Linked DNA regions of Mus musculus: regions 2, 3, 4 and 5 are each linked to region 1. A link is a loop called in an ENCODE intact Hi-C map of the cell type or tissue named here. Cell type or tissue: left cerebral cortex. All regions are shown on one strand. Region 1 holds the start of Htr2a (5-hydroxytryptamine (serotonin) receptor 2A). Region 2 overlaps Htr2a (5-hydroxytryptamine (serotonin) receptor 2A). Region 3 overlaps Sucla2 (succinate-Coenzyme A ligase, ADP-forming, beta subunit). Region 4 has its middle 67 kb from the start of Gm24540. Region 5 has its middle 7.9 kb from the start of Gm24540.

Region 1 (5,000 bases):
TAAAAATATGACTGCCATGTACCCCTCCTGCCTGCTGTCCCCTAAGCTGTCTCCTTGTTCTCTCTTTTTTTAAGGAAAGGTTCCTAATTAACCTGTAGCAGAAAGAATGGGGGCGCGCGGGGGAGGGGGTTGTTTGGTCCGCCCTTCCTGGCTGTTGCCACCTTGCAGGTTATGACACAGTGACAGAGGGAGGTCTGAGGAAGGAGGCAACCAGGAGGGGCTTATTCTTTTGGAGCTCCGGGAGCCTCTTGATACAGACAGCGTTTCCTACTTTCCCTGCGGCTCTTTTGTGTGACTTTGAGAGGGGCTCCCTAGTGACTGATTCCTCTCTGTGCGCTCGCCTCAGCAAGCAGCCAGGCTCTGGGAGGGAAGACCCAACCAAGCTCAGCAGTAGCAGAAGCAGCCAGCACAGACTTCAACCGTGCTGGAACCGGCATGCGGTTTTTGAAGTCAGCAGAAACAGAAATCAAATTACTATCATCTTATGCTGCTAGAAGCTCAAAGAGAGGGGATTCCACACTGGCCTAGTCACCATGCGACAGGCAAGTCACAGGATAGCGGACCCTGGCGACAATGAATGTAAGTTCCTCGGCTGCTGTCCTTTACTGCTGTGGGATTTTCTTTCTGCTTAAAGTCACGCTTGGCTAGAATGCCGTCATTGCCGCGAGAATTTCTGATGTGGAAAGTTCTCTGCTGCGCTTCGGGATGCGTTTTCCTTTCGTTAACTGAGCCAGAGATACAAGCTGAAATTCCTGACCATCGCTGCGGCGATTCTGCCTGAGACTAAAAAGGGTTAACCCTTATGATGGCATTAACATTGCGTGGATTTTTAATTGACTTCCTTAATTAATATAGAGGGCACACAGCCCTCCCTCCTCGTTTTGGATCTCATGCTGTTTTAACTTTGTGATGGCTGAACTCTTGAAAGCAGCATATCCAACCCGAGAATTGGCTGAAAGATTCTCACCGGATACAAAACTTTTCTTCCTTAACCAGGAACACGTTTGTGTCTCCAAATGCTCCACACTGCTTTTTTTGCCTTTGCTTCCGTGAGAACTTACAGCTCCGCCGTGGACTCTCCCTAGCACTGTGAAGCGAGGCATAATCAAGAGCCATCACACTTCTGTAACTCTTACTATGGAAGAGGAGAAAGCAGCCAGAGGAGCCACACAGGTCTCCGCTTCAGCATGCCCTAGCTCCAGGACGTAAAGATGAATGGTGAGCCCCGGCTATGACTCGCTAGTCTCTCCACACTTCATCTGCTACAACTTCCGGCTTAGACATGGAAATTCTCTGTGAAGACAATATCTCCCTGAGCTCAATTCCAAACTCCTTAATGCAATTAGGTGACGACTCGAGGCTCTACCCTAATGACTTCAACTCCAGGGATGCTAACACTTCCGAAGCCTCGAACTGGACAATTGATGCTGAAAACAGAACCAACCTCTCCTGCGAAGGGTACCTCCCACCGACATGCCTCTCCATTCTTCATCTCCAGGAAAAAAACTGGTCTGCTTTATTGACAACTGTCGTGATTATTCTCACCATTGCGGGAAACATACTGGTCATCATGGCAGTGTCCCTAGAGAAAAAGCTGCAGAATGCCACCAACTATTTCCTGATGTCACTTGCCATAGCTGATATGCTGCTGGGTTTCCTTGTCATGCCCGTGTCCATGTTAACCATCCTGTATGGTGAGTGGTGTTAGCATGTCAGCTGTCCTCACCATAGTCCCAAAGAGCTTGTGCATGCTGTTAGTGGAGGGACTGGGGCTCCAGGAGAGAAATAGACAGGAAACTTTGTTTTAGTCTTAAAATTTTATTTTTCTTGAGAGAAAAAAAAAAGTCAGACAGCCTAGTACCTGGTCATTGGTGAGTTGTGTGTCTTAGAATGGATACATCTTTGTAGAGAAATTATTACCTGTATTCCAATACTCTGTGAGCATAATTTAGCTGTCATTCTGTGCCCATGCGATTTTTTTCCTGCTTTTATTTGCCAGCCTCGGGACAGAACAGTTTTCTGTTTCTCACCGGGTTCTCAGCACTTCTAATGGAGTGGTAAAACCTTCCCAATTACCTTGGAACATTTGCAGAGAGAGCATTAGTGCTGGAGGAGTGGGTTTAATGTTAAAATATTCAGAGTCTCCATTAGAATAAATGAATTACTCTGGTTTTAATTGCCCCCTCCCCCCCCCCAAGCCCAGAGAAGACAATATCTAAGAAAACCTTTGAGTTATTCTTTAAAAAATGCACACACATAAACTCCTGTCTGGTTTTGGAGGGTGGAAAACAAACTGAAAGCTCTCAGTCTTGCTTTCCTTGCTACGGTTTGACAGTGTCAAACTTCCCAGGAAGTCAGCAAACACTGGGATGGCTTTCATGGAGGGGCAGAATGTGAGACTCTTTCAAAGTGTGACTAATACAGCCGGATCCCTCCTAACAATGAGCAAATGAAAGAATATTCGCACTACTGGCACATGCCCTTGGCAGTCACCCGAACTACAGGCAGTTTTCCCTAAAATTCACCTTTACAGGGGAATTTTCTGGCCAAGTCCTAGAGGCTACAATATGAACATGTCCATCCAGCCCCGAAAAGCTTCAAGGAAGAAGGAAGCAAGCCAGGAGTAGCAAGCATCCATTTGCCCCGGCTTGACCATTCAAATGACACACCCAAATAATTCCATTAAATTTGCTTATCATTTCTCAGCCACGGGAGAGATGCTCTCACTTCCTAAAACCCTGGCCAGCCCTCAGAGGCAAACCCTACTATGGGGTGAGCAGGGTGACTCTGCAAGAACCCAAACCACAGCAGGAAGGCAGAGGGACCTGCTGGGCAGCAGGGGTAATCCTGGCCACGTAGGAAGTGCAGCAGGTCCCTGGACTCAGCTCGGGGTACAAGGCTGCCCCCTAGTGACGACTTCTGGGGATGCAGCCTAGAGTCTAGTTGACACTTAGCCAGGCTGGCCCTAGCACACAATTCACAAACCTGTCTTGCACAAATATTCTCTTCTTACCCTTTGGTAAGAAACTTTAAGGGGAGAAGTTTCTTTCCTGAGACTAAAGCTAGAAGATTTGGGATTAGATTTAGGTCCAGCATCCTTTCCTTTTCTGAATACCCCTGGAGGCAGCAAGGTAGAAATAAGACTTGTGCAAAAGGAGGGTCTGCTTAGCCTGAGCTCTAAACTATCCTAAAGAAAGTACTGATCTCTAATCTTCCTTCCTATTCGCAGGCAGATGTAATATTGTTGCTCCTTACATTAGCAGAACAAACCAACAGTCTATCCAAGTGTCTGGTCCTCTCCAAAACACTCAGAAAGGAGCAGGGCACTTCATTTATGTCACCAAGGCATCTCAGGCAGCAGAGAACCTGCCAAGCTTCCTGCCTTGGACTCTGGGGAGTTTTAAAATCCTTTGACATTGGGGCTTCATCTCTAGCCACCCTCCAGAGAGAATGATTTAAATGGGCCCAAAGCTATACTGTTTGATTGTGAGACATCGGAGGGGGGCGAGTGTCACCTTTGCCCTAAGCAGGGGTTGTTCCCTGAGTGCCAATACCAGCCTCAGCAGTATGATTTCTTAAGTTTTTTTTTTTTGTTTTGTTTTTTTTTTTTTTTGGAAAATGCACATTTCCCAGCCTGTTCCAGACTTACGGAAGCAGAATCGCCAGAGGTGGGTCTCCATTTTAAGGAGCCACCTGCGAAAACCAGCTGTCACCTGTAGTTTGAGCACTGCCCTGAGACAAAGCTCCAAGTCCAGATACCCTTGATATTCTTCACCATCCTCAATGTTTCTCACATGCCCCAAATTTAATAAGACACATTAAGGGACTGTGCACCATAAAAAAAGACATTCAAGAGATTTGAAGACGATTCGTCACACAGCCACTAATTGCCTGTCTATGTGAGACTGGACATGTCTAAGAGTGACTAAGATTAGACTAGCTATAGGGACCCTAACCCCAAAGAAAATTATGTGGATAAATAAAGGCTGTATGTGACCGGCAACATCAATTGAAGGGCTCAGAACATAACTTTGGACACATTGCTAAATAAAAGTGGCTTTGACCAGGTAGAGGGTGAGAGAGACTCCATTCCAGAGGAAAAAGCAAATTCCTCCTTCATTAATGCAATTCCACAGGTCAGAAACCTTCAACCCTGCACTCCCCTGCCCGTGCCATCACAGTGCACACTGGCTGTTGGTTTAAATATTGAAAGTCTCTTGTAGTTCCCTTGCCTGTCACCTCTACCTGTCCCCAAGTTGTAAGTCCTGGGGTATAGATTACACGCTGCAGAAAGCACGAAGCTAGCTATTCACTGATGCTAAACTTCTGCCCCACAGGGTACCGGTGGCCTTTGCCCAGCAAGCTCTGTGCCGTCTGGATTTACCTGGATGTGCTCTTCTCCACGGCGTCCATCATGCACCTCTGCGCCATCTCCCTGGACCGCTACGTGGCTATCCAGAACCCCATTCACCATAGCCGCTTCAACTCCAGAACCAAAGCCTTCCTGAAAATCATTGCGGTGTGGACCATATCCGTAGGTAAGCTGGACCACCTGGCAGGGTGGCATCTGAAACTAGAGTCTGTCCCTTCCCGGGAGACACGTTCCACATGGCTGTGGTGAAACCTGACTCTCTGAGTCTGTGGTTTCATGTGTTGCAAGGTATGTCTCCACTTCATGGTTATTGGAGTCGTTCTAGGAAAGGAGAAGCTGCAGATGCCAATGGCTGACGGCATCTGTCCATATTGTTTTGCACACGTAAGAAAAAGCACAGCAGCGGATCCTAAGGCAGGAATGCCTGTGTTCTTTCTCACATCCGAGCTCAACACTCTAAGCCTTGGGTCTCCCCGAAACCTATCGTTACTGGACTGTGATTGCTAAGGAATATGGGCACTTGACCCAGACAGCATTGGCCTTGAAGGAGGATCCAGAAAGGGGGCAGAAGCTGAGGACAGAGGGAAATGGCTTAAAGGGTTGGGCATTGCAGCTGCCTGGTACCTCT
Region 2 (5,000 bases), 66 kb after region 1:
GAGTAAGTTGGTGACATATTGTTGTATATAAAAATAGCTATAAATACTGAAAATAATGAATAGCCTCTTTAAAAACAAAAATGAGTGTTTCAAATTCACCACAACATATATTTTGAAAAGAAAAATAGACAGTATTATGACATTTGTATTGCTAATACAATTCATTGAAATACTTGACGATATTTTTCATTCTTGCTTTTTTCATAGATGCCATTTTGAAATGTTCACAAGACCGCTGGCATTTGCTGCATTTGTCATTAATTCTCAGACGTGGAAGGGTCTTAAATGTTATTCAATAACTCGCTGCTTTCTCTTCTACTTCTTGGGCTTTACCTGAATTTGCAATGTGGTCTTATTTCGTATATTTTTCTTCTCTGTAAACTATCAAAGGGTAATTCTACTTTTCCAAGTACAGTTCTAGAACTCGCTTCAAAGAAACAGCATCCCGGAGGTATTTGGTAACTCACTAGGGAAATGACTGTGTTGCGCATGCGCCCTTTGAGCAGTGACCAGTACAAAGAGTTGACTGTCACAGCTGAACATTAAACTCAGGTTTCTCGCTGTTAGCAGTAGCTTCTTAGGTTATTTCTGTAAAACTCAAGTGACTTTCATATTGACAGTTATCAGGTAAAACTGGTGTTTTCAAAGAGCTGGCAACGTAGCCCAGTTGATAAAAGAGTGCTTGCCTAACATGCAGGAAATCCTAGTGTGGATGCCCAACACTACATAACATAACATAACATAACATAACAGGCACCACGGTGCATGGCTGTAATCCTAGCACTTAGGAAGTGCAGGCGAGAGGATCAGGAATTCAGTCACCCTCAGCTATTTATCTAGTATGAGGCCAATGTGGACTGCATGAGAGACTCTGTCTCCAAACTAAATAAATATAGGGTTTTTTAATGATACTTTTAGATTAATGTATTTATATTATTTATAAAAATGGGTTAGCTTGGTTCCACAGTGATCTGTTGACTGTATCTTATGAGTGGAGCAGTTTCTTAGTTAATAAGGATATTTAAAAAAAGATATATAAGATTTTTGCATTAAAAATGACAACTTAATTGGTTGTTATCAAAAAAAAGTATATAGATTCATTTTCAGAATCAACCAGTTCAATTTTTTCCTTACCTGATTCAGAAAAGAGTTTGTATCAACTCTTGAGAATTTTTTTTAATAATTCTCATTGGTTATAGATATTTGCCAAGGAAACAAGGAAATGGGAAAATATCAATTGAATCAAAGATTGCATGTAATGCATAAAAATAAACACCACAAATTGGGTCCAATTTATAAATACAAGGTTAAAAGCAATATTTTTGTTGCTTCCCTCTAAAACTACATTCATTTTGCTCTGACAGACACTAGCTTCCAGTCAAAAGGCAAGTATCAGCTACCATAACGTTCAGTAGAAATGGCTACTACAGACTAAGGCCAGTTATAGTGAATCCACCATGACACTGTGACACACCGGTGAATTGCACATTACTGTTGAGACAGAGTAAAAGGCTGAAACATCCTTATTGGCTACAAAGGTGTTTTGTTGCAAGCCTTTGGGAAATGTTACAGGTTTAGGAACTAAAGCATGTAGAAAACTTCATCGTGTAAGTTGGAAATTAAGGTTTTCCTAAGTATGTCTTTACAGACACTTTGAATGAAGGTCATGGCTTCAGGTCTAAAATTTATAACATGTCACCAGTCCCAAGGTTATACTTGAAAGAAGTTAGTCCTTAGTGATTAGACTATACTGACTAATAAAAAATAGAAGTGTTAAGAAGCCTGTTCTAATGTGTTTTGCCTTAGTTTGAAACTCTGCACATGCCAATACGTATGAAGGAACGGGTGCAGATTCTAATTCCATGAACTTACTCTTCATCAGAATGAACAGAAACCCCGCTGAAAGGTGTCTTTTGACTACACATATATTACCAGTGTGTATGTGGCTTTTCCCTCTCTGTAACTATCTCTTAAAGGGTATATAAGAAAACGTGTACCTGTATATATATGTACAGACATGTTCCATGCACTTTATTCAACATTTATATATTTATATGAAGAAGAGCAAGTGGTGAAAACATACACATGTGCATGTTTGAATCATGTTGATCTAAATGTGAATTAATGTTCTAATATTCCCATGACCTTCCATGACGGCCAAAGGAGGTTACTGTGTAACAGAGGTACACTTTAAATAAACTGGAAGATGCTTTAATATAAGGAAAGATTTTAACACCATTCTATCAGGGTGTTGAAAACAAATGTCTATATTCAGTTTATTAATCTGAAGTTGAATGATAACTTTAGGCCTCTCTTTAGTCTGGTACTTCTAGACATCTATGGCTTCTTAGATATACTCCTCTCCCCAGGAGGGGAGAAAAAAATAACCATTGAATGATTTATGGATCCATGATGAAAGGATTCACTTCTAGTCAATATTATTAAAAGAGTAACAAACTTCACTCTTCTTTAAGTTGATTGATAGAGTCTACTAGACTTAAGGGATTCAACGCCATATTTAAGAAAAACTCAGTTAAAGCTTACATAATCTATTGGACCACAGCGCCATCTCATGGTCAGTTTTGAAAAATGCTACTGTAGTCCAAACTGCTACCGGGCTGCTTTTAGCAAAAGGGTTCTTCTCCCATTTTGTGCACTGATGAAACATATTTATAAAAGTGTTAAGTTATTCTGTGCCATAATGTAACAAATACAGTGAAGATTTATTTTATGTACTGGTTTTAATCTATTCTAAAATATTTCAAGAATGAATGATTAATTGCAAATAAAGTCCACTTAAAAAAAAAAAAAGTTGACTCCAGAGTTGTGTTTGCTAGAAGGAATTGTCCCAGACCTCCCAGGTCTTCAAGTTGGGGATAGTTGGAAAGCAACAACCTGTGCTTCTGGCTTCAACTATCTCACAATGCTAGAATCCCCTGCATCAGCTTAACGGTCATGAGTCAGCTTCCAGTCACATAGGTTCTCTGTGTCCTACTGATACAACCCAGAAATATAGAGACACACACATATAGGTGTGCATATGCATTACCATACATGCACAAACACACACACACACACACACACACACACACACACACAAACACCAGCACAGGAACCATAGTTAAACAGGGATATGTAACATCATTAAACAGGCCAGAAAGTCACATGACTCATCATTGCACCTTTAAGTGTAGGAACAAAGCAGGGCTTTATGCCTGTAACCCCAGCATCAGAAGGTGGGGGGAAGGATGCCTACAGATTACAAGGCTTTATATGACACCTTGTTTCCAAAAAAAAAATTTAATGAAAAAAAAGTGTAGAAATAATTACAAAGAGGGAGAGTAGTTTTTTTTTTCCAGGTTGTTATGTGTTGAGCACCTACCTACTGTAGAGTCCATGTGTTCAGCTGTTTTGTTTATTTTACATACATGGACTCCTTCACATCTAGCCTAAAGGTAGGAATAGTCTATTTTGAAAATGAGAAAACTGAGATTCAGTTAGTGATGTGTCAAAAGCCACACCACTAATAAGAAATATAGCACTTCAAGCCGGGGCCATCTGATTCCAACCCCTAAGTGCTTCATCCAAGTGGGAGAAGAAGGACATTTCAGAACCCAAACTCTCCTGTTTCCACATTTGCTTCTTGTTATACACTGGCTATAAGCTTAAGTCGTCCTAAACACCCTGTACCTCATTGGAATGTCTCTAGGATGCACAGGTTTGGGTCACGCCCTGCCTAATTGACAGAGATGGCTACCGCAGATCATAGCCGTCCCTGACAGCCTGCAACACACTGGAAGTGTAAAAACTGGGTTTGCTTGCTTTAGTTTTGGTTTTTGTTTTTATTATTAAGATACTAAGAATTGGATCTAGGATCTTACAGTGCTAGGTAAGCATCCTGCCACTGGGCTGTAGCCCCAGTCGTCGTCGTCTTCTTCTTCTTCTTCTTCTTCTTCTTCTTTTTCTTCTTCTTCTTCTTCTTCTTCTTCTTCTTCTTCTTCTTCTTCTTCTTCTTCTTCTTCTTCTTCTTCTTCTTCTTCTTCTTCTTCTCCTTCTTCTTCTTCTTCTTCTTCTTCTTCTTCTTCTTCTTCTTCTCATCCTCCACCTTCTCCTTCTTCTTTTTACTTTTTCCAATTTTTTATTAGGTATTTTCTTCATTTATATTGCAAATGCTATCCCAAAAGTCCCTTATACCCTCCCCCCCTCCCGCCCGCCCTGCTAAACTCCTCTTGCCTTCAAGCCCTTTCCCATATTCATGTATGTCTTTCCTTCTGTTTTATGGCTCACTGGTTCTAACCAGGACCATTTATGTGAGCGTGGGTTTTAAGCTGTTAACTGGAGCTTGGTGGATTCATCCATGGGCACAGCTCTGAAGACAAGGACTGACTCTTGTCCAGAAGCTACAGGTAGCCGATATTTCAGCAGGGGGATGGGCTCTGGGGGCTCCTTCCTAACCTACAATGGACTAGTGTCAGATCTAGAGATGTGCAAGTCCAACGGAGGCAGCCTCAGATGCTGTGGGATCCTGATTGCAATGGCTGTCATGCCCAGGAAGTAGCATTTCAAAGACTTTTGCTTCATCTCCTGGCTCTTACATTTTATTTCTTCTCCTTTTACTCAGTGTTCCCCCAAGTCTTACCAGGGGTGATTAAAATAAAAAAAAATGTTGTGTTTAAGGCTCAGCACTCAGCTATCACTTAGTGTCAGCAGGGAGAGCAGCTTGGTTCTCTGCATTCAATTCTCTCTGCATTCAATTCTGCTCACTGGAAAGAAAGGTTTCTCTGATTAAGGCTAAGATTAGTATTTGTCTATGGGTATAATTTACTATAGAAGTAAATATTAGAAGGCAGCTATACAATAGGAAGTTTCCACCTAGGGCCTAAGACCTGCTGGCATTGTTTTTTACTGGGATAACTGTGCCAGGCATGAATCCCCTCCTGTGGAGTGGACCTCAAGTCTAATCAGAGACTAGCTGGCTACCCTGTTAACACAAAAACATC
Region 3 (5,000 bases), 1.1 Mb before region 1:
CCAGTTGTGCCAGCACCATTTGTTGAAAATGCTGTCTTTCTTCCACTGGATGGTTTTAGCTCCCTTGTCAAAGATCAAGTGACCATAGGTGTGTGGGTTCATTTCTGGGTCTTCAATTCTATTCCATTGGTCTACTTGTCTGTCACTATACCAGTACCATGCAGTTTTTATCACAATTGCTCTGTAGTAGAGCTTTAGGTCAGGGATGGTGATTCCACCAGAGGTTCTTTTATCCTTGAGAAGAGTTTTTGCTATGCTAGGTTTTTTGAAATTCCAGATGAATTTACAGATTGCTCTTTCTAATTTGTTGAAGAACTGAGTTGGAATTTTGATGGGGATTGCATTGAATCTGTAGATTGCTTTTGGAAAAATATTTTTTATTAGGTATTTTCCTCATTTACATTTCCAATGCTATCCCAAAAGTCCCCCATACCCTCCCCCCCACTCCCCTACCCACCCACTCCCACTTTTTGGCCCTGGTGTTCCCCTGTACTCGGGTATATAAAGTTTGCATGTCCAATGGGCCTCTCTTTCCAGTGATGGCCGACTAGGCCATCTTTTGATACATATGCAGCTAGAGTCAAGAGCTCTTGGGGTACTGGTTAGTTCATAATGTTGTTCCACCTATAGGGTTGCAGATCCCTTTAGCTCCTTGGATACTTTCTCTAGCTCCTCCATTGGGGGCCCTGTGATCCATCCAATAGCTGATTGTGAGCATCCACTTCTGTGTTTGCTAGGCCCCAGCATAGTCTCAGAAGAGACAGCTATATCAGGGTCCTTTCAGCAAAATCTTGGAAATCCATCAACGTAATCCATTATATAAACAAGCCCAAAGATGAATGACTTTTAAACACAGCATTTGGGAAATCTTTTATTTGCCTATCTTCCTGACTCTTGGTAAGTACTCTTCATAAGGTCACTCACTGCTCAACAGTGTGCGATAACAGCATTTGTTGTTATTGGAGGCATTATCAGTCCTATCAGTCAAGTCATAGGCTCATTCAAGTCCCAAGTCTTGCTTGAAGTAGTATTTGTGACTCAGCAGTCACATGACATAAGTTTACATTTGAATAGAGAGACTGGGGTGTGTGTGTGTTCATGCAGGCATGTGTGTGTGTATGCATGTATGTATGTATGTATGGGTGTTTTTGTCTCCATATGTCTCATGTGTGCCTAGTACCAGTGTAGGTCAGGAGAAGGCATTGAGTCACTCAGTATTGGAGTTATAGGTGGTTGTGAGTCACCATGTGGGTGCTGGGAACCGAGCCTGGTTCCACTGGAGGAACAATTAGAGATCTTAACCATCGAGCCATCTCTCCTTAAAACTTTCTGGGAAGCTTTAAGAAAACATTTTAACCTTAATATTTATTGTATTTTTAATCTCTCCCAAAGCACTAGTTTAAGAATTGCCAAAAATTTTCAGTATACTATTTCAGAAATGATCTAAAATAAGTGCTTAATCTTTTAAAGGGATAGACCTTTCATATGGTGAATAATGTTTTAGTTTTCAAATCTAGAAAAATCTATGTATGTGGAATGACTTAGTCTTAGACATTGTGGTAATGGGACTTCACTTAATAACACTTATTAAATAAAATACTGTCCTGGATGTGACTCCCTGCTTTCTGTGTAATAAAAGTGTTTTTCTTCTAGGATCAAAGGATGTTGTGATAAAGGCACAGGTTTTGGCTGGCGGCAGAGGAAAAGGAACATTTACAAGTGGCCTCAAAGGAGGAGTGAAGATTGTTTTCTCGTAAGTAATAGTTTCTTAAAGAAAAATTATTTAAATTATCAGATTGTTGAAAACACTGAGCGTTACCTGTGGTGTAGATTTTTTTCAATTGGAGAAGAGAAGAATTTGAATTTTTTTTCTTATTGTAGTCCAGAAGAAGCAAAAGCTGTTTCCTCACAGATGATTGGGCAAAAATTGATTACCAAGCAAACTGGAGAAAAGGGCAGAATATGCAATCAAGTTTTGGTCTGTGAGCGCAAATATCCCAGGAGAGAATACTACTTTGCAATAACAATGGAGAGGTCATTTCAAGTGAGTACTTGTAGACAGGACACATCAGGATTTACATCTGACTGTCAGTTTCAGAGGTTGAGCATTATATACATGAGGAATAAGACGTATTATCCATTACTCACAGAGAATTTGTCAGGTTTGAAAAATAATATGGTAGAATTTGACATGTAATATAGTTTCTAAAAAGCGATAGGGGAATTCCACTGTAATACGTTTCATGGGGTTTTCAAATGATTAATTCTTTAGACGTACCTTAAATCTCTGGAAATTGTATTTGGGTTAATGGACAGAGAAAATTAGTTCTTTGCATTGTAAAGTAGTCTTACCAAAGAAGAAAGAATAAACCAAAAAATAGCATCCTGTTCTTTTTCTGCTTCTAGGTTTATTTTACTTTACTGTTTTGTTTATGTTTCATGTTTGACTTGTTTATTGGTGTGGTGGAAGGTGATGATGAGTGTAAATGATGCAGCCATAAGGGAACGAGGGATTTCAAGGAGCTTTAGTCCTGCTTTGTTCCCATTATGGAACCAACATTTTAGCATTGAACATAGCATCCGCTTCAGTACATACCCGGTGTACTGAAGATACAGTGTATAGAGGGCTGCTTGGGATGTTACTAGCTTCTTGTTTGAAGCAAACTATTCATGTTTGAATTGGTATAGAAAATTATTATTGTGTGCTTTAGAGTAACAAAATTTAAAGATCATAAGATAGTTTTCTATATAACAGCTTTAAAAAACAGTATTCTTCTATATTGTGATACTTGCCCTCCCACAGTTAAAATCTTCAGTAATAAAAGTATCTTATGATTTTTTTTTTTTGGTTTTTCGAGACAGGGTTTCTCTGTATAGCCCTGGCTGTCCTGGAACTCACTTTGTAGACCAGGCTGGCCTCAAACTCAGAAATCCACCTGCCTCTGCCTCCTGAGTGCTGGGATTAAAGGCGTGCGCCACCATGCCCGGCTGTATCTTAAGATTTTTAATTCTTATTAAGGAGTATTTCTTGAGATATAACACTAGGTGGTAGCAAAGCCCCACTTGGTATGATTTTTAAAAGTATTCCTTTTTTCTGTATGGTATAATTGAGCTTTGTAAATGATTTCAGCAATTATCCCACAATAGTCTAAGCACAAAGATTGGCAGAAGTTGTGTTTCATGTATTGACTTGGTTTTTGTACACATTCTTTTCTCACTTGGTATACATCAGTACCTATCACCCTGTTAGTTATGTAAATGTCTGGACAAAGCAAGAGAGACTAGTTCTTTTTATTTTGTTAAGTTGATGAGTGTGTGTGTTCATGTGTGGGTGTGTGCACACACGCACAGGTGTACATGGGATACATGTGCCCATGGGCTATATGGAGACCAGCAAGCTCCCAGGACCCACCTGTCTCCACTTGCAACGGGTTACAGGGCTCCTTGTTGTGTCCAGACTTCTTTCTTTTTTTAAAAATGTGGTTTGCATCAGTGTAATAGTAACAAAAGGAGCCCTGGAAGCCTGGCACAGCCCAAGTGACCTCAAACTCGAGTGTCCTGCCTTCCTGCCTGCTCCCTCAGTGCTAAGGTTATATGCAGGCACAGCCACACCTAGCCATGGCGTTGCTCTGGGCTTTGGTAGGAACACGTGAGAATCCTTGAGCAGGCATGTCTGTGAACTCATGTGTCAGACTGACAGACATCACCTTACCTTCACTAGCACTTCGTGAGATGTGACATTTGCCTACTGCCGTTTGGTATTGACTTTGCCCTGAGAAAACAGAATTCATCAGATGGCCTTTGTTAAAGACTTTTTTTTTTTTTTTTAAGATTTATTTATTTTCTGTATGTGAGTACACTGTCGATGTCTTCAGACACACCAGAAGAGGGCATCAGATCCCATTACAGATAGTTGTGAGCCACCATGTGGTTGCTGGGAATTGAACTCAGGACCTCTGGAAGGGCAGTCAGTGCTCTTAACTTTAGCTGAGCCATCTCTCCAGCCCAATAGATCTTTATTTTATACTTTAAATTCAAACTTATTTTAAGACAAGGATTCTTGAGGGACAAAGAACTTAGGTTTATGAAAGTAAAAATAACATTATTAGTGTAAATATATACTCATTCATTCATTTAGTTTTTTGAGACGGTTTTTCCGTGTAGCCCTGACTGTCCTGGAATTCACTCTGTACGTCAGGCTGGTCTCTAGTTGAGATTCACCAGCCCCTGCTTCCTGAGTGCTGGGACAAAAGGCAGGCGCCACCACACCTGACTTGGGCACAGATCTGTGGGCTTCCTTCATCCTCTCTAGTTTGATAATTCCCCAGAACAATGTACAGACTATACTGAATGCTGTACCTAGTAATTACGCTTATTATCAGCCATGGGGCAAAGGTCACAAGCAGTCAGATAGAGACATACAGAGCAAGGCTGAGAGCTTCTTAGACATGAAGCTTTGTTTCCAGTAGTACCACATTAGTGATTTTTCTGTGTTGTGTTTTCATTGTCTTTGTGTCTCCTCTTCTCCCATCAAGCTGTCTGACAATATGCAGAACGCTGACAACCAGAAGGGGTCTCTCTCCAGGTTTCTGGAATCTAGAGGGTTTCTTACTTTTAAAAATTTTAAATTATGTTAAAATCAAATGACTCAAAGTTTACCATCTATGGATGCATGCACATATATCTAAAGTTTGCCATCTATGCATGCATATATATCTAAAGGTTATTGGACACTGATTTCTGGCACTGCCTTTTGTGAGTCAAGGTCTAGACTTGCCTTGAACTTGTTATGTAAAATGGGTTTTTTAGAATTTAGGGTGATCCTCCTGCCTTAGCGGTAAAATACTGGTATTATAAGCATGTGCCAACTCACACAGATTGATTGTAGAACTTTTTATTTTGCAAAATTGAAACTATATTTATTGAACACTTCACTTTTCTCTTAGCTAGGTGATGGCCGCCATTCTTTCTCAGAGTTTGGCTATTTAGATGCCTGTGTA
Region 4 (5,000 bases), 940 kb before region 1:
GCTAGAGAAAAAAAGCTTTTACAGGTATAATCTGTTCTCTCCTTACCTAAACTCTGTTTCCATTAATTAAATGCTTCTTATTTCCTCTTCTTGCTATGCCACTGTTCTAATATTATCTGAGTTCCTATAAATTTGCCTAACTCTAATAAACATTTCACTATATGATCCAACTTTTTAATCTTGTTCTTTCTGTTCCACAAAAGGCTCATCTTAAAGCCTATTCATGTGGTTAACTCATGTTGTTATCTCTTTTATAAACTTATAAGCTATAGGAAACCCACTCAGTTTCCTCTCATGGACCAAATAGCCTCCATCCAGATAAGTACATCTGCCCAAAGTTCCCACTTACTACCTATTTCAAAGGGTGGGATTCCTCTGGGTTTCAATTGTACATCCTAAAAATTTTTTTCTTTCTCCCAAATGTACTTAATCTTATTCTTTACCTATAATAATGTGTTCCAATATCTTGTCAAATCCAGGCACTTACTACATCCAGGACAGCTCCAGAGAAGCAACCTCCAGATGCTCCAATCTCCTCTCTCAGACACATGCTTCTTACTGGACCTGTTCTTCTGACCTATCCTCAGATGGCTCCACAGGCCCTGGACAGCAAGGAGCCAACTCTCCTAAGACTGGACAAACAACCCCCATATCCATTCCTCTAGGTTCCCCAGAGACACGTCACCCCAGTGTCAGCATGAAGTGGTCAGATATCACTGACAACCCAATTCCTGCTTCACCATCACCTCTTTCTAATCTTTTTTTCCTTTTTTCTCTTCTCTTCTCTTCTCTTCTCTTCTCTTCTCTTCTCTTCTCTTCTCTTCTCTTCTCTTCTCTTCTCTTCTCTTCTCTTCTCTTCTCTTCTCTTCTCTTCTCTTCTCGTCTCCTTCTCTTCTCTTCTTCCTTCTTCTTCTTCTTCTTCTTCTTCTTCTTCTTCTTCTTCTTCTTCTTCTTCTTCTTCTTCTTCTTCTTCTTCTTCTTCTTCTTCTTCTTCTTCTTCTTCTTCTTCTTCTTCTTCTTTCTTCTTCTTCTTCTTTAACTAAACCAAGACTGGGAGATGTTGGTATTCTGTCTAAACTCCACCCACATAGTTCCTGGCAGCAGCCAGGTATGCTCCTCCCCATAGTTACCTGGAAATAGACAGGTAGGCTTGGCCCACTATAAAAGGGGCAGCTTGCCCCCCCTCTTACTCTCTTGTCTCCCTTACTCTTGCTTCCTGCTTGTCCCCTTTCTCCCCATTCTCTTCCCTCCTCTCTCTGCGTGGTCATGGCTGGCCTCTATGTCTCCACTCTCTCCTTCTCTTTGCCTTTCTCTGCCTCTACTACTCTCTTAACTCCTCTCCCCATGCCCTAAATAAACTCTATTCTATATTATACTGGTGTGTGTCTTGTCTCTCAGGGGGAAGGGACGCCTTGGCATGGGCCCACTGAAGCACCCCTTTTCCACACACCCTGCCAGAACATATTCTTATAGCTCTTTCTCTTTTTATGACCACAACATTTTCCTTCCTTCCTTCCTTCCTTCCTTCCTTCCTTCCTTCCTTCCTTCCTTCCTTCCTTCTTTCCTTTCTTTCTTGGCTCTTTTTTTTTGTTTGTTTGCTTGCTTGTTTTTATGCTATTACAATTTGTTTGTTTTTATTTTATTGTTATTTTTTTCTAATGAGAGACAGGAAAAAATTAGGGTGGATTTGGGGAGGGATAGAGATCTGTGGGGATCTGGGGGATGGAAAACCATAATCAGAATACATTGTATGAAAAAGGTCTGTTTTAAAGAAAAATTAGCAACAGAAAAAAAAAACAATAAAAAGGAAAACAACATCAAGAACTTAACTCTAGGTTTTTAATCTCAATTTTCCCAGAAAGCAGAACCTGGCCAAACACTACATACATCATCTTATGTTATCAAAGTATAGCATCCTGGTGAACGCATGAAGGGCACAGGAAGTGTGGCTGGGGATGACAGAAAGCTGTTTGAAGTTCCAAGTACTGTCACCACTTGATTTCAATAGATGCATCATTTCAAGAGGTCAAATAAATGTTTTCTTGGGGCTGGCCATTGGGGAATATGGTGAAGAATGTATCTGTGTCTCTGTTTCTCTTGCTCTAAGTTTTGGCTAGGGGACAACTATCCCCCTGGTACTTATGAATGCCAGACAGTAGAGGGTGCATGTGAGCTGTGCTAACAAACTGACACTCTCCTTCTCTCTGGTTGACAATTTGTTTATGAATCTTTGTGAATCTGTCTTAGAAGTTGGAGATGGGAGAGTTCATTGTCACATGTCTCTTTCCGAGTTAACAATCTTTCTGTGCTTTTAAGTTAGCAGATATTAATTGCATGTGGCTTTGTCATGCTGGGACATGATGTATTTTTGATCATTCTTTCCTCTCTTTTCCCCTGTTCATTTCTGCTAATCTCCTCTTTCTTTTCAAGTATTCCTTCTCCTCCTTTTATGTCTTCAGTGTGTGTGTGTGTGTGTGTGTGTGTGTGTGTGTGTGTGTGTATGTGTGTGTGTGTACACGTACACATGTTTGTGTAAACTAGAGTAAGCCAAATAATGCTGGTCTAAAAAACAGAATGTAGTGATAAATGATTCCTACTGACATTCTGCTATACTTATATTAGTGCTTTGCTCAGCTATCATCAGAGAAGCTGCTTCTTGCAGCAGATGGGAACAAATACAGAGACTCACAGTCAGATGTTATGTAGACATTGAGAGATTTCGGAACACTCCGCCTTATCAAATCCCTCTCCTCAGGGCTCTGGGAGCCCCCCCCCCCCCAGAAGAGGAGGTAGAAAGTGTGTAAGAGCCAGAGGAGATGGAGGACACCAAGAAAACAAGACCCTTTAAATCAATAAGATGGATATGCATATGAACTCACAGAGACTGTGGAGGCACAGGGCCTGCACAGATATGCACAGGATGGGGTCCTAGAGCTGAGATCAGAAGTGGACACAGGACCCCTTCTGTAAACCAGAAGCTATCTCCAACTGGTAACCACTTGCAAATGAAAAGTTGGTTTCCTCGGTGGGAGTCATTGGTTAACAAACTGCTCTTAAGGGTAGGCTGCATGCCTAGAAGTAGATGGTAAATAGAGATGACCTCAGAAGCATGTTTGGGGTCCCTTGGCTCATAATGTCATGTCAGGGCTTTTCCTTTTCTCTTTTTTATTCCTTTTTGAATTTATCTTATTTTAAAATTTTTATTACACACACACACACACACACACACACACACACCCTTCCCTCTTTTTAACCCTACCTGTGCATTATATTATGGCTTCCAATATAGTGTTTTCATGGGATTCTTGAGTGTGCAAAGGAGTAGGGTTCTGTTTCTTGTGCCTTCTCTTGCACTCTTTCCTTCTGCTTGTTCCTTTTGCCCAGTTTTTCTGTGATTTTTGTTTTATCACATGGTATTATCATATTCTATTATATCATTATCCCCTAGAAGCCTGTTTGTTTCCTAATGAGAGGCAGAAAAAGTGAGGATTCAGATGGGAGGGGAGGTGGTGAGGAAATGGGAGAAGTGGGAGGGGGATCATATGATGTGAGAAAAAATATTTTCAATAAGAGGAAAAATATAGACATCTCTTGGAGAAGAGAACATTATTCTCCTTAACTCTCATTTCAATTACTAATATTGACTTTTGTTCTGGGTAGTTTTATGCCAACTTGACTCAAGCTAGAGTCATCTGAGAGGAGGGAGGAAGCCTCAGTTGAGAAAATGCCACCTTAAGTTCAGGCTGTGGGTCAGCCTGAAGAGCATTTTGTTAACTAGTGATTGATGGGGGAGGGCTGAGTATTCAATGCTCAGTGAGTTATTTTGTAGGAACTTGGAAAATAAGAATGTTGAGGCCAGTTCAGAAGATGGAAGCCTGCATTGTGAAGTTTCAGAGGAAATTTTAAGGCCTAGTATGGCCATTTGTTATATGAATTAAGAGTATGTGGTTCTGGTCAGCAGGGCTGAAGAATCAGCTGTGATTAAGAGGATACCAGAACTACTAAAGTGAAACCTTTGCTATGGTGGGATACTCTCTGGAGCTGAGAAGTTAGCTGTGATTAAGAAGAGACCAGCATCGTTGAGTTGGAATCTTTTAGGAAGTGTTTCCTGAGAGTCAACACAATGAAGCTGTGTTCCAGAGGTGGCCAAGGTTGTACCTCTCGCGGGTAGCTGAACTTAGTATTGTGTAAGAGTCAGTTCAGGAGATGAAGGCCTGCAGCTGAAGCTTGGCTCTGTGAGAGGCCAGGAGAAGCCATTGGTGAAGGCAAAGCCTCAGTGGCAGTTACAGGCCCTGGTTTGAAGGAGTCAGTGAAGGGAGATTGAGGCTTGGCACCACGAAGAGAGCCTATGTGAGGCAACTGGTGAAAGTGCCTCCCAGTTGCAGCAGAAGACCCTAGCAGTTTGGAGATGCCCGTACCATAGACTGACAACCAAGAACACCAGCAGCAGTGGAGTGGAGCCAGCCAGAGCCTAGAAGACAAGCTTTGTGTCTTGCAGACACTGAGCCAGAGGAGAGACTCAAGTCCATTGGAGGAACCCAGAAGGTTGTAAGTCGATCCCAGACATTGAACATTGTGTTGTTTATTTAGATGCAGTTTGGTTTTACTTTGCTCAGATTGTGGCTGTGCCCTGGTTCTTCTTCCCTCTTGATGTAAGAAATTACTTAATTTAGTTTTAATTTTACAGAACTCCATAGTTAAGAGACTTACTTTAAACTTTAAAAAAAAAGAGATAGATTTTTGAGTTCTACAGAGAATTTGGATGTTGAGAGAAAATGGATATTTTTAAAGTGTCTGAATTTGCAAGACTCTGGGGCTTTTTAAGGTTGTAAGATGTTTTATATTATGGTGTCTTTGTTAATGTGTAATTCTGAAATTGTACAAGAAAGGAAAAGTTGTGGCTTAACTTTGTTAAGTTGAGTTTGTATATCAAATTGAAAAAGAGTTAGCTGTCCTGGCTGGTTTTATGTCAACTTGACATAAGCTAGAGTAATGGGAGA
Region 5 (5,000 bases), 870 kb before region 1:
CAACTCTGGGAGTGAATTGTCTTTTACTACCTTGTCTCATTTCTCTGTCTCTGTCTCTATCTCTGTCTGTCTTTCTGTCTCTCTGTCTCTTTCTCTGTCTCTGTTTCTCTGTCTCTTTCTCTCTCTCTCTCTCTCCTTCATTTTTGCTGCAAGAGAAGGCCTCCTAAATCAATTTCCCATTCTTGTGCCTTTATATTGGGCAAGGATATTTAAATGACAGCTCTTGGGAGAGAACTATGTGTGGGTAAATTTTTTTGTCGCCCTCTGGAGTTTCTCATTTTCCTCCTTACAGTTCACAGAGTCCTCCCTGGAGAGTCCATTCTATAGGCTCTTAGTGCTGGAACTCTTCAGTGTCAGGAGGGTCTTGAGTAGCACTACATGTGGGGTCAAATTCAGCTGTTGTTCAGCCCATTATCACTGTCCCCTCTGCCACCAGCATTCTGTTCTGCTGGTCTCTCAAGGTCACTGGTTCAGCAAACAAAACATAGAACATGCAGTTGAGTCTGGGTTTCACAGAAACATGGAATAATAATTTTTTCACAGTCATAAAGCCTCCTCCATCTTACTGTTTATCTGGCAACCTCATCTTTACATTCTGTGTTTCCCTCAAATAGCACATGGAGGAATGATTGCTTACTTCTGCCTAGTGAGATAAGGAGAATCTAGACTATCTTGCAGTTGAACAAGCAGAATGCTTCTCTTGGATAACTCCTTGCTAAACTTGAACTCAAGAAAGGGAGGAAAAACTCGTTTGAATAGTTGGCCCAAGCTGGTTCATTTAATTCTCAGGTTTGGGTAATGGGCTGAGATGGAGGGGCAAGGAACTTGAAAGTGGACACTCTGCCACAGCTGTGTATTATATGATACTTTCTTAGACTCAGCCTGAGGGGGTAGGCTCTCAAAATAGGGAAGTATGGAAAGTTCCCTGTCTTACCCACAGGTGTATTAAGGTAGCTCCTGGCTGTGATGGAATTTCTTTATGTTAGCCCAACCATTGTTGGATTCAACAGAGCACAAGCTTGCCAACTGTGGGAGTTTCTCCATAGCAAAACCAAAAAGTTGCCGTATTTAGCTCCCAGCCTCTTTCCTTATTCAAATATTTTAAATATTTTCTGCCTTTTAAACACTATGGGTGTCCATTCAGAGATCTGATCTTTGAGTTAGTGAGAGACTGTTAGGCTCAGGGGTGCTTGCAGATCTCTGTTGTGTGCTTTCACGCTGCTTCCGAAGGCTCCTACATTTACTGCTGATGCTTTCTGGTGACCATGTTGCTGACCATCACTTCCAGTAGAACCCTGGCTTTCCCTTGCCGGCTGCTGATTGCTCAGACCTCAGTCCCTGACATGGAGCTCAACCTGAAGCCAAGGGAGCTACCTCACCAGAACTGGTGCTCTGTGGCAGGGAGTCAGCCTGCATCTCATTTCTGGTTATCAGGGGATGCTGAGGTGGAACCAGTGTCAAGCCCACATTCTGTTGGTTACAGGGTTGGTGTTTCAGTATCTTACTGGCAACTTCATCTTACCTTCAGACCCCCACTAGAGATTCACCTGTGGCTGCTATAGCAAATACATTACTTAAATGTAGAACCCTTTCCTCTTTGGTTAAAAATGTTTTATTTTATTCTAGACTAGTTGAAAGAAACACAGGTTATATTGCAAATGTTCCTGTTTCATTTTTATCCCAAATCTTGTTTAAAAAAATACCTTGAAGATATAAAATTCATTAAAATGCTTAAACCCTGTTTTTTTTTTTGTTAAAAATAATGTATTCCACCAGGCTTTTACTTGGAGAATGCTTAGAGGAGTTGCTTTGTTTGAAATCCAGCAGAAATGCTGGGTACTTTTCTGTAAAGAATTTCTTTTACTAGATTTTTTCATCATAGGTTTAAATTCTCTGCTCTTTGCTAGAATTTCAATTAAAATAAGCTTTACAAACTGGGCTTAAGGGATAAAATTAGGTATAAAAGAACTTCTTCAAGAGAAAAGTGTTTAGAATGTTGCAATGATAAACACATTTACAAAAGATTAAAACTGAATTATCCCTGTAATACATATAATTTTTAAACAATGATTTACAAATAGATATATTTAGAACTAAATTCAGACCTGTCTGTTTTGGGTAACTTCTGACTGACATCTGCCACTATGGTACCCTTATCAAAAGGTTACACCATTCTTTGGAGAAACATTTTTCAGCCCGTTTCTCTGTCCCCAGCTTTGACACTACCCATCCATACTATGAAGGATACCCCTGCTCTGCACAGAATCTGGTGATACCACCTTGGAATAAGAGCCTCCAACAGACTTCCACAACAGACTTCCATGATCACAAAAGCAGTTTCAAACCTGTGTTGTGCAGGGCTCTTGGATTCCGTGGAGGAGTTTACAGGCTGGTGAGATCCAGGGTAAATGTTCTGGATTAGACAGGACATACAATCCCCAGCTTCCATATAAGCAAGGACAACTGCGATCTTCTACTTCCAGAATTTGCCACTATTTTCCTCCTCAGTAATGTTTACAGGCATGAAAATTTCCATGAAAAGGATTACAAACACCAGCAGCAGCAGCAGCAGCCAGCAGCAGCAGCAGCAGCAACAGCAACAGGAACAACAGCAATAGGAACAACAGTAATCAGAAAACACAGCCCAGTTTAAATTGTTATTTATGCCGAAGGAAATTATAATTCTATTTCTCTTTTTCACTTCATCATCATCGTCATCATCATCATCATCATCAACAACAACAACAACAACAACAACAACAACAACAACAACAACAACAAGAAGTCCAAAATAATCCAAGCAAACTCTCATATGAAGTTCAGCATCTATCTGTCTTTAGGCAACCCCTGACATAGGAACACAAGATGCACTGATATTGTCATTACCTCCTGTAGCCACATGGGGTCACTGTGATCAACTGGCCATGTTGATTGATGCCACCAGTTTACTTCTGATTCAGGGCTGTGCAAGCCACCTTAGACTCTTAGAAAATCAACTCCTTGTACCTCTCTTCTGTTTCATCTTTCTATTTTCCTATTCTTGCACTGTGATGCATTGATTTTCTGGGGGTTAGGTCTTCTTTTGTCTCACAGCTAATGCTGATTCTTCTGCTGTCTTTCAAGGACCACAGCACCTTCCTAAAAGCCTAATGTTCCACTTGGGGCTGCACTCATGTGCAATCAAGACTTAGTTTCTGATAAGCCATGCAAGGAAAAAAGAAATAGAAGGTGCACAAATAGGAAATCAGGTAGATAAATTTGTTGCTTTTTGCTAATGTCATAGTAACATATATAGAAAACCCCGAAAACTCCACTAGACAACTCAGAATTTATAGGTACAGCCAAGTTATAGCATACAAATAACCCATAAAATCCAGTGGTTTGTGGCTATTGATGTGGGTCAATAGTAATACAAGGCTCTCTTAGTGTGTGTGAGGCCCAAGACTCAGGCCCCATGAATGAATATTCTGGAACTATGTCATCTACAACAACTACAGAAATAAAATATTTTGGAATAACTATGAGTTGAAAATATGAAATAGAAAGCTATGAAATATCAATGAAAGAAATTTAATATATAGCTAGAAAATGATTCAGTGTTCACAGAATGGAATTCATAGAGTCCAAGTGTCTATATTACCCATGTGATTTCTAACAGAATCTCAAAGTCCTTTTTTTAATTCAAAAATTATTTTATATATAGTATACTTTGATCATATTCTTTTCTCAGCCCCAACTCCTCCCAGATCATCCATTCCCAGTTCTCTACCTCCCAAACTTCATGTGCTGCCCACTTTCTCTTCCAAAAACAGACAAACAAACAAACGAACAAACAAACAAACAACAAAGGTTAAAAAAAAAGCCCAAACTTAAAAAATAGATGCTGTAGTGGCTTGAATCAGTTGGCTCCCAGAGACTCCTATGTTTGAATGCTTGGCCCACAGAGAGTGACAGTTTTAGGAGGTGTGTCCTTATTAGAATAGGTATGGGCTTGTTGGAGGAAGTGTGTCACTGTGAGGGTGGGCTTTGAGGTCCCATGTTCAAGCTGCACCCAGTACCAAGGAGAAGGAGTCTCTTCCTGATTAACTTCAGATCAAGATGTAGAACTCTTGGCTCTTCCAGCACCATGTCTGCCTGGATGCTGCTGTGCTTCCCGCCATGATAATATGGATTGAACCTCTGAAACTGTAACCCAGCCCCTATTAAATATCCTTTATAAGAGTTGCTTTGGTCCTGGTGTCTCTCCACAGCAACGGAAACCCAAAGACAAATTATATTCTGAAGTTAGCTTACTAACTAGTGTGATTCTATAAAGTTTTGTCATACAATCTTTGTTTTGGTTAATATTGTAACATCCAAAAGACACTTGGAGCAAATGGGTAATTGTGGTGTCCATTAGCTTTACCAAAGTGCCTGCTGCCCTTCAGGCTTTCTCAGTATGGAAAATACCTGTTACAGAGTTCATGCTGGCATCCTGGCTCTTCCCTGTCCCTACCCTAAAGTTCTCCAGCTCATGGACTTCTCTTCCCTCAGCTTCTCATTCCTATATAAACCCGCCATTTCAGCCATGTGCTCCCTTTGGCCCCCTCACTTTTGCGCTCTCTCTTTTTTGTCTTCTCTCTCCCCTCTCACTCCCCACCTGCCACCCCCAACACGTCACCATGGGCACTGTACTGGCCATATTTAGTCTACTGCTTTCTGGACTCTACCAGATGCTGGTATTCTCTCTCACATCTACAATAAAACCTCCTTCTTATCCATATCTTAGAGCTGCCATGTCTTTACTTATAAAGTGATGAAACCCCCATGGTATACAAATCTGGTGCTGAAACTGCCACTGCATACAAATAGGCCCACTATGCCCTCTCTACCCCACCCCATCCTCACCCCTCTTTAATCTGCTAACCCCCATTATTCCCTTCCATTTCTTTCATATCACATTTATTCTGTTATCTCTCCAATTATATTTTTAATTGGATTGTAAGATTGTAGGCTTTTAA

Evidence for each region. Hi-C counts contacts between places; a loop is a spot of excess contacts. Peaks named below come from ENCODE experiments on the same cell type or tissue, not always from the same donor. Only the 100,000 strongest peaks of a DNase experiment are listed, where the experiment ranks them.
Region 2: it touches region 1 in a loop (4-fold over the local background); 9 of 42 quality-filtered maps call a loop at or near these places.
Region 3: it touches region 1 in a loop (7-fold over the local background); 4 of 42 quality-filtered maps call a loop at or near these places.
Region 4: it touches region 1 in a loop (5-fold over the local background); 6 of 42 quality-filtered maps call a loop at or near these places.
Region 5: a loop joins it to region 1, with 6 times the contacts of the local background. A loop is called at or near these places in 13 of 42 quality-filtered maps.

What each region holds. Positions count from the first base shown.
Region 1 is chr14:74,640,651-74,645,650 of GRCm38, forward strand. It overlaps Htr2a (5-hydroxytryptamine (serotonin) receptor 2A), which reads left to right and starts at 224. Exons shown (of 3, transcript NM_172812.3): 1 at 224-1,694; 2 at 4,338-4,538. The coding sequence starts at 1,283. It overlaps Gm41210 (a long non-coding RNA gene), which reads right to left and starts at 196. Exons shown (of 3, transcript XR_874820.3): 1 at 1-196. In left cerebral cortex, CTCF peaks have their summits at 574 and 2,911 (motif pointing left); DNase peaks (open chromatin) are centred at 393, 582, 1,307, 1,616 and 1 more place; H3K4me3 peaks cover 4,021 bases; H3K27ac peaks cover 3,334 bases.
Region 2 is chr14:74,706,684-74,711,683 of GRCm38, forward strand. Htr2a (5-hydroxytryptamine (serotonin) receptor 2A) reads left to right here. Exons shown (of 3, transcript NM_172812.3): 3 at 1-176. Among named protein-coding and RNA genes, the nearest start is that of Esd, 23 kb to the right of the region's middle. In left cerebral cortex, a CTCF peak has its summit at 2,579 (motif pointing left); a DNase peak (open chromatin) is centred at 2,572.
Region 3 is chr14:73,566,981-73,571,980 of GRCm38, forward strand. It overlaps Sucla2 (succinate-Coenzyme A ligase, ADP-forming, beta subunit), which reads left to right. Exons shown (of 11, transcript NM_011506.4): 3 at 1,654-1,753; 4 at 1,882-2,044. Among named protein-coding and RNA genes, the nearest start is that of Sucla2, 17 kb to the left of the region's middle. In left cerebral cortex, a CTCF peak has its summit at 3,044 (motif pointing right); DNase peaks (open chromatin) are centred at 1,225 and 3,183.
Region 4 is chr14:73,698,288-73,703,287 of GRCm38, forward strand. No RefSeq gene overlaps it. Among named protein-coding and RNA genes, the nearest start is that of Gm24540, 67 kb to the right of the region's middle. In left cerebral cortex, a CTCF peak has its summit at 2,165; a DNase peak (open chromatin) is centred at 2,172.
Region 5 is chr14:73,773,368-73,778,367 of GRCm38, forward strand. No RefSeq gene overlaps it. Among named protein-coding and RNA genes, the nearest start is that of Gm24540, 7.9 kb to the left of the region's middle. In left cerebral cortex, a CTCF peak has its summit at 2,908 (motif pointing right); a DNase peak (open chromatin) is centred at 2,915.